Linked DNA regions of Homo sapiens: all the other regions are linked to region 1. Evidence: chromatin contacts called from ENCODE Hi-C or POLR2A ChIA-PET data. All regions are on one chromosome and are shown on one strand. Each heading gives the region's core, a stretch centred on a gene start or an enhancer-like site at or near the end of the contact. The rest is flanking DNA. Distances are from core to core; before and after follow the strand shown.

Evidence for each region. A loop is a pair of places that touch in the nucleus more often than their neighbours do. ChIA-PET counts read pairs that join two places held with the same protein, here RNA polymerase II (POLR2A). Pooled maps may share reads with other maps.
Region 2: a loop to region 1 is called in a map of GM12878, with 2.0 times the contacts of the local background. The contact joins the promoter of TMEM181 here to the enhancer-like site in region 1. A Hi-C loop is called at or near these places in 7 of 168 maps with a recorded cell type or tissue (CD4-positive, alpha-beta memory T cell, GM12878, HepG2 and 3 more), 18 of 37 single-sample maps with no recorded cell type and 14 of 50 pooled maps. POLR2A ChIA-PET finds 5 or more read pairs at or near these places in 14 of 52 experiments (CD4-positive, alpha-beta memory T cell, H1, HEK293 and 9 more).
Region 3: a map of GM12878 shows a loop between it and region 1 (5-fold over the local background). The contact joins two enhancer-like sites. A Hi-C loop is called at or near these places in 1 of 168 maps with a recorded cell type or tissue (GM12878), 22 of 37 single-sample maps with no recorded cell type and 7 of 50 pooled maps. POLR2A ChIA-PET finds 5 or more read pairs at or near these places in 4 of 52 experiments (BJ, GM12878, activated naive CD4-positive, alpha-beta T cell and 1 more).

The regions. Positions count from the first base shown.
Region 1 is chr6:158,517,005-158,519,704 of GRCh38, forward strand. No RefSeq gene overlaps it. Among named protein-coding and RNA genes, the nearest start is that of TMEM181, 42 kb to the right of the region's middle. Within about 2 kb of position 1,332, at least 11 of the 41 ENCODE cell types and tissues checked have a DNase peak (open chromatin) inside an H3K27ac peak, as active enhancers do; they include GM12878, where a contact is called at or near this core.
Region 2 is chr6:158,558,678-158,561,377 of GRCh38, forward strand. TMEM181 (transmembrane protein 181) reads left to right here and starts at 1,414. Exons shown (of 17, transcript NM_001376852.1): 1 at 1,414-1,555. The coding sequence starts at 1,548. RefSeq lists a silencer at 1,105-2,024 and an enhancer at 2,444-2,700.
Region 3 is chr6:158,474,059-158,476,758 of GRCh38, forward strand. All of the region lies in intron 6 of TULP4 (TUB like protein 4), which reads left to right. Among named protein-coding and RNA genes, the nearest start is that of TMEM181, 85 kb to the right of the region's middle. RefSeq lists enhancers at 702-1,274, 1,322-1,371, 1,692-1,771, 1,792-1,871. Within about 2 kb of position 1,358, at least 8 of the 41 ENCODE cell types and tissues checked have a DNase peak (open chromatin) inside an H3K27ac peak, as active enhancers do; they include GM12878, where a contact is called at or near this core.

The DNA of each region.
Region 1 (2,700 bases), core at 82-2,581:
CAGGGAAGGTGACGGGGTTCAGGACACACACCCCAGAATGTGGCACCTTGGCATTTGAGAAAACAGCAGAAGCAGGAAGTTCACTCTCACCTTCCCCACATCCCCTGGCCCCTGCAGCAGGCCCAAGACCCTTGTTCCACAGGTGCCCTCCCTGCCCCCAGAGGAGAGGAATGTCTCCATCTCTGAAGACACAGGGGTACAGAGAAGAACCTGCACAAACGGGCACTGCGGAGTCCCCCAGCTTATTCCCAAGGGATCACACCCCTTTGTCCCACTGTCCCTCACACCTGTCGACTTCTTCATCAGACTTAGCAGCGTAAAAATACACAGGTGTCGGCCAGACACAGTGGCTCACGCCTGAAATCCCAGCACTTTGGGAGGCCGAGGTGGGCGGATCACTTGAGGTCAGGAGTTTGACACCAGCCTGGCCAACATGGTGAAACCCCATCTCTACTAAAAATACAAAAATTAGCTGTAATCCCAGCTACTCAGGAGGCTGAGGCAGGAGAATCGCTGGAACCCGGGAGGCAGAGGTTGCAGTGAGCTGAGATCGTCCCACTGCACTCCAGCCTGGGCAACAGAGTGAGACTCCATCTCAAAACAGACAAACAAAAAAACAGGTGTCTGTGTCTTTGGGTCCTCATTTCTGAAGGTTCCCATGTCATGTAAAACTTGCATCACTTAACAATGAGAGATGTCCTGAGAAATGTGTCACTAGGCTGTTTTGTCACTGTGGGAACCTCACAGAGTGCACTTACACAGACCTAGAGGCATGACCTGCGGCACACTTGGTCTCTGTGGGGCCGCTGATTGCTTCCGGACTGCAAACCCGCACAGCATGTCACTGTGTTGAACACTGCAGGCAACTGAAACACAATGGGAGGTATTTTTGTATCTAAACATAGAAAAGGGACAACTAAAATCCAGTGTTATAGTCATACGGGATCACCATTGCATATTCAGTCTGTTGTTGACTGAAGCATCTTTATGAGGTGCATGGCTGTATTAAATAAAATTTGTATGGTTTTCTCTTGTTAATGGGGGCCCTGGTCATGACCCTAGTGATGGATGAGGAAAAGAAATGTTTCCTCCCCTGCAAAGGTTTGGTCCCAGTTAAAAGATGGGGAAATCTCAGATAGAAAATCGTAAGTGACTTTCCTCTCATCCAGGCAGTGTGTGTTGAAAAAGAGTCAGGAGCAAATCTCAGAGCCATGAGGCCGCAGCCCCTCTTTGAGAATCGCTCCTTGAAGCATCCTGAACCACAGAGAACAAGCGCCGGCTCCCCAGGGAGCAGAAGCCAGCACCTCAGATAGAAGCCTCCCCTCCAGGGAAATGAGTCACAGACGAGCCCGGGTGAGGCTGCGCGGCTGCGCCTGCCCCGACCTTTGCTTTTAACTTCCTTTCTCCTTTGCAGTCACCTTCCCATGAGGGAGATGATACTCCGAAGATGGGTTCATTTTGTCCAGACTTTGTCCAGGTTCCCGAAGATGATCTGGAGGATCATTTTATTGTATGTTTATGGAAATAAACAAAACCAGTGCCAGTGAGCCTCGCAATAGAAGGTGGTGAGTATAAAATGTAAACGGCACCCTGATCAGCACTCAGCCTTCTTCGTGTTCACACTGAAACTATCCAGCCTGCCAGGTCCTTGCTGCTGGGTAAACAGCATCTCCCCAATTCCCCGTGCAGTGCTCTCTGTTGTTTGGGCTCCGTCCCCTCTGGTGCCCTCTTCAGGAGAACAATACTTTCAGCTGAAGGTTATAAATTGGCAAACAAGTGGAGTGGTGTGTTGGTAAATAGCTAACAACCAGCTCTCCAGAAACACACAAACTTGGAATGAATAAATATACCTTACATGAGCATTATAAATTGTATTGCTATATAGGATGTGTAGTACACAATTACAATAACAAAATACACAATATTTTTCTTATAACTCCATATAGCCAGACTTAATAGCTAATGCTTTTGTTGATTTTTGCCAAATGTTTGTCTTGCAGCCAACCTAAGATTGTAATTGGTAAACAAATGTAGCCTCAACATGAATGTTGGTTATTTTCATTTACATTTTTGAGCAAGACAAAAGTGAAACAACGAAAATGTGTCTTCAGTGAAACACCATAAACATATGTTAGAACTTTACTCATACATTAATGACATAAGCCATTTCTTTGCTAAATGGGATAATAGTTTTTGAAGATCAGATCTCGATTCTTTTGTGCTGTTTACAATGTGATGGTGCAGATATGACACATTTTTAATTTAAATTGCATTATGAACACTGCCTTCATCACATTCTTAAGTCTAGAGCCTAGACTAAAACAATGAAATGAAATCAACCCTGATTTGTGGCTTTTGCTGATTTCCATGGTATAAATATTCCCACCAGACTCACTGAAGGAGGAGTTGGAAAGAGATGTGCCTTAAGTAGCAATTTAATTTTATATAATGACTGTATTTAAAAATTGGCTCTCAAGATTCCTGGAAATGTCACCCTCAGCTGTCACGAGGCAGGGAGAGCCGCCTGCAGCACCTCCCGGCTGTGTGTGGTGTGTGCTGGGGGGCAGCATAAGCCCAGACTCTGATTGGAGGGCTACACAGCATTGCTGAGTCTAGGCAGGCTGAGGCACTCAGCTAGAGATTTCAGGACACAGATTTTTTTTGGTGGTTCTTTCATTAATCAGCAAATATTTATGGAGT
Region 2 (2,700 bases), core at 164-2,663, 42 kb after region 1:
TGTTAACTATGCCAGGCTGCAGCTCCTTATGTAAGGACTCAAGTAGGGAGGCATCCTCAGGCCTAAACATTTAACAGAAGGTGTTGCATGAAAACGCATGTTTGGGCTGGTTGCGGTGGCTCACGTCTGTAATTTAACAGGCTCCGGGGTTGGGGACCCCTGCTCTAGCTCATAGAACTCCCTCCGACTCACCCCTTCCCGCGCCCCACGTCCCTGTGAACAGTCTGTCCCTGCAGGTACCCAGTTTCTGTTCTCCGGTCTTGTTGCTATGAAGAACCCTTTCCCTCTGCTTATGTATGAAAAGAACTTAAGAAATAATCTTTTGTTATTCCTTGAAGAGTTGCGGTTTAGGATTCAGAGCACTAATGAGATTTTGTGTAACTATTCCTTGGTGTCCTGGCTTAGGGTGTGCTTTGCTTGGTATCTCCCCCTTTTAACCCCCCTCTTCCTAATATCCACCTCACCCTCCAGATTCAGCCCAAACTCTGCATTCTGTCCCCTACCTTCTCCACTCCCCCAAGGCGAGTTAGGCACCCTTCCTCACTGTAGCACCCTGAGCTAAGGCTACCTAACTTACTGTTGGTAATTTTCTTTGCCTGTAATTTCACTGAGGGCAGGAACTGTTCCTTATTCATGTCCACACTTTTCTGCCAATAGTAAGCCTGTTTACAGTTTAGTGAATGAATGAGGATACATTGCAAAGGAAGCTTGGAAGTCCTTTATTTAACTCATGCAGACCGACTTTAAACCCACAGCACACGGGAACACGGGACATTTTGAGTAATGCTCCAAAGAGAATCTCAGAAATAGCCAAACCTTGGTTCTCATCCATTCTTGATTACAGAAATGGGGAACACTGAGCCAAGATGCGAAATCAGGAAAGTGCTTTTGGTCCACTGGTCTAGCTGCAGTCTAGAAGCGGCTTGCGGGAGAAGCTACCAGAAAGAGCCCGGAAGGTTCCTGTCATCATTCGGGGTGGCAGAAGTTTGTCCTGGCTTTTAACCTTTTTTGGGGTCACAAGACCCTTAGGGAATGAATATACAGCTATAGCTCCTCTCCCTAGAAAAATGCAGACACCCATAGTGTTTTCCAGACAACTGCAGGGCATTCGTGGACTCCCGAGGCCCATCCTTACGCCCCGACACTCGGGAAGTAGGAGTGAATGAATGCGCTGTTTACCTGCCCTAGGGACAAGAGGTAAACTAAGTCATTCATTCACTCATTCCTTCTGTCTTGAGCCCCAGCTCAGGGCTAGCCTGGGTGCTCCCGGCCGTGGGGCTCCGCCCCGGCACGGGGCCACGAAGGAGGGCCACCCCCCTCGCCGCGCGCCCGCGGCCCCGCTTCCACCGCGCCGCGCCCTCTTCCGCCGTGAGAGTCGCTTCCGCGCACGTGATCTCGGCGTCGCGCTCTGATGAGTTTTCCGCGGCCGGCCGCTGCTCAGCCGCTGTCGCTCCGGCTCCGGCTGCGGCTGCCGCTGCCGAGGCTGCTGCGCGGCGCCTGGCGGGCTCGGGACGCGCGGGCCGGGGCCGAGGGCTCTGGGCGCCGAGATGGAGCCGTGAGTCCCCGGCCGAGCGGGCGGGCTGGCTGGCTCTCCGGACACTCCGGCCGAAAGTTGGGGATCCCTGGCTCCCGGCGCCGTGCCGCAGGGTCCCTGGCGCCCACGTGGAACTGGGGGCAGGGAAAAGGGCGCTGAAGGGGGCTTCGCGGGCGGGTCAGGCGGAGGTGTTTGCGCGGGGCGAGAGTAGACCGGGGCCGGGGCTCCCTCCTGCCTGCCCGCCCGGCCGCGGTTAGAGACCGGGATGCGGTCGGGGTTCCGGGACGGGGCTGCGAGCCACAGCGCTCACCGGGGGGCCGAGAGAACCGGGGGCGCTGCGGCCCTTCCCCGGCGTAGGGTGGCCGCCCGCACGGAGTCCCGCCGCCTCCCGGGCAGCCTCTCCTGCCGGAAAGGCCCCGCCCCGTCGTCCCCTCGGTATCGAGAGCGCCCCGCGCTGCCCTGCGGTCTCGCCCAGCGCCGGGTGCGAGGCTCTCAGAGGCGATTGGTGACGTGGGCACCGGGGAGCCTGCCGCAACAGCCCCTTTGGACTCGGGGTGTCGAGTTATATGAGTTTTATGCGTTTTACGATCTGCTGACTTTGGGCTTTTTTTTTTTTCTTTACCTCTTTGAAGTCCAGGGTTTTTAATGAGGAAAAACCTGTTTGGGGTCTCGTGGACGCCATCCCTAAAGCTTGCTTTTGACCCAGCAGTCGCCTAGGTGTCCCCCTGGGCGCATCTGGAAAAGAAGGAGACGGAGTTAACCAGAGGGTTAGCGCCGCGTGGAGTTGCAGAAAGTCCGGGAGAAGGAGTGGCCCATATGTGCAGCCGCGCCTGGCGCAGGAGGCTTCCAGGGCCGGCTCCCTGCACTGAAGGCAGCCTCCGAGGGGCCTGGGCGCGCTTCTTGGCTTATATGCGGTTTTTGAGGCAGAAGGGTTTTGCTTTGGATCTTTGCTGATTTCTCTGGCTGTGGACGTGGTCAGAGAAGTGACACCCAGGCCTGTTGCCTCAGCGCAAGTGCCTGTGACAGAGAGATCTGTTTTTCCTTCTGCTTCCTTAGAAGTTTCTGACTTTGGTATGTTGCTTTAGCACCTCTTGGGAAACTGGAATGGCATCAAATATCAGACCTATGTGGATGTTTTAAAGATTTTAAAAGCCAAGTGGAGGTAG
Region 3 (2,700 bases), core at 108-2,607, 43 kb before region 1:
AATCTTCCTGCCTCAGCCTCCCAAAGTGCTGGGATTATAGGCATGAGCCATTGCACCTTGCCCTTCTTCTGTTTTAAAGTGAACTATTTTGCACATGTTTGTACAGACATAAAACATTTCATCCTACTAGGTGCATTTTCTTCAAGACAGATCCCCCATCCTTCTTAGGGAGAGCTACAGAAAGAACAAACAAAGGGTGGAGAGGGAGGCTGGAGAGCCTCCGACTGTCCCAGGAATCTGCCTCCTCGGTGGCCGGGTAGCCAGTCCTCAGCCCAAGGCCTCCCTCAGTCATCCAGAAACCCTGTGCTGGCACTGCCTGGTTTTCCCTGTCCAGGACCAGTATAGTTGGTTTTTGTTCCTCCTACATTTTCAGAAGACTCTATCCAACTCACTGCTATATACAAAAATAGTAATATAGTGAGGAAGCTTTCAATTCCAATTAAATAGATTTCTCCTCTCAGCCAGGCCTCTGCTCAAACCACCTCCAGGGCAGCCTCCCTGCTCCCTCTCTTCAAAAAGACCCCCTTGCTGTTGCTCTGGCTCTCGCTCAACACTGTTTTTTACTTCACGGAATTTCACTACCTCACGTTATCAGGTAGTTCCTGTCACAGATACTGAGATACAGGTTGAGTACTCCTTATCTGAAATGCTTAGGACCAGAATTGTTGTGGATTTCAGATTTCTTTTTAATTTCAGAATATTTGCATTGTATCAGGTGAGCATCCCAAATCTGAAAATTCGAAATACTCCAATGAATATTTCCTTTGAGCATCTTGTTGGCACTCCAAAAGTCAGATTTTGGAGCATTTTGGGTTTCAGATTTTCAGATTAAGGATACTTCACCTGTATTTATTCTCTCCCTGCCACGCCAGGATGTAAGCTCTACAAGGGCAGAGAATGTATTTGATTCATTGTCAGTCCCCTTATAACTAGCATGGATCTGTCCATTTGTATACATTTAGCAAATATTTATCTAATGACTAACAGCTCAGTAGATAAAAAAATGATTGGCTGGACGCATGGCATGTCTTGTGTACTAGCAGGAGGAGAGGTGGCAGAGTAAGGAACGGGCACCAGGCCTTGATTGCCACACTCCCTGGTGGGAGGTGAGGCAGGGCTGGCCCGCATCTTTTCCTTTCCGGGGCTCAGCCTCAGCATTGAGGGGGAGAAGCCAGAGGAGAAGCCTGCCCCTCCATGGGCCACTCGCCTCCAGCACTGTGGCCTAGAGTTTGTCCTTTCCAGCTGAGCAGTGGTTCTCCCTGTTCCACCAGACCCACACTCCCTGAAATGCAGCTCAGTTTCTTGCACTTTTGCCTCAGATTTAGACGTGTAAAATATGTGAACCTCCCTATGCAAATTAAGATTTGAATGTCATCTGCTTCACAGTTCTAGCCATCAGTTCTAAAAATAGTCGTTTTATGGGATTTGAGAAAGAGATTAAGACCGCAAACTTACAATTGAGTTTTTCCCTAGCAGACAGCAGCTGTTCAAACACAACGTGAATCTGGGAGCTTTGAAGAGCTGTGCTGTTCTGCTGCGGCTCAGCCTAGTAGGCGGAGGTTCTTAGGGAGGAGGTACCTTCAGCATGGGTGAGGTCTGTGGGCCTGCAGACAGTGTGTTCATGTTCTGCCATCACCCATGAACCTAGAGGACAGAGTGATGGAAATTGATGACTGTGAGGTGGCAAAATCAGGACTAGCGTTAGTGAACGCCCCGCCCCGTGTCTGTGGCCACATGCAGTTAGCGCCATTTGACTCTTGTTCTTGCCAAAACTACAGAACATTTGTAGCGAGGGCTTTATAGGCTGGAATACCAGTAAACAGCCAGGGAAAAATTAACACCAGCAGAAATGTGACTTTTAAAAAGTAAGATGACCTGTTAGGGACTTTCTGTGGACTTACAGGGGTCCTGAGAAGTCATACCCTGCTGCCTCACTTCTGACCAAACAGTCATCACAGTCATTCATTTCCCCAGGTCAGTGATGACTCAGAATCTTCAGACAAGAGGGGCAGTTCTTGTTATCTGTCACTCCTTCCCCGTTTTTCTAGCACAGCCTTAAAATTATTATGGCAAAGGTACCAGCGTTTATTTTGCTGCTTTATCATCTTACATGGACTATATGCTACACAAACTAAATTAAATTAAATCAATGTGTCCGTGCCCTGCCCTCTCCCAGAGTAAGTTTTCACTTACTTGGGCAAGTAAATGAGTGCTGCACCCTAATTAATTTAATGTAAATTCCTGTGTTGGTGTTCTTGTCCCATTCTTAGAAGAGGGGATTTCCTGGTAACGTTGCCCTAGATAATAATTATTCCTTTGAGACCCTGCAGACCTCACTTCTCCAGGCTAAATAATTTCAGCCCTTTTTCTCCCAGGTTCTAATGTTCCATCCTTTAATCTTTCGCGTCTTCTCACTCCTGCTTGGCTGAGAATTCCAAGTCGTCCGAGCGAATGCGCTACCTGGTTTGGAGTCACACCATCCTCCCTCGCCTTCGAGATGTGCCAGCGACTGTGTTCCGTGTTCATCCAACCATGCTACCTGCCTAATTACCTGTGGGCTCTCTTCTGCTGTGATGAACCCCGCAGATCATTTATTTATATGCTGTGTAAACAGCCTGTTTCTCTTCCTATTTGCCTTTTCTATAGACATGTTTGGTTTGTTTCTGAGTAAAGCAGCTTTGACCAAATGGACTAAGGGGC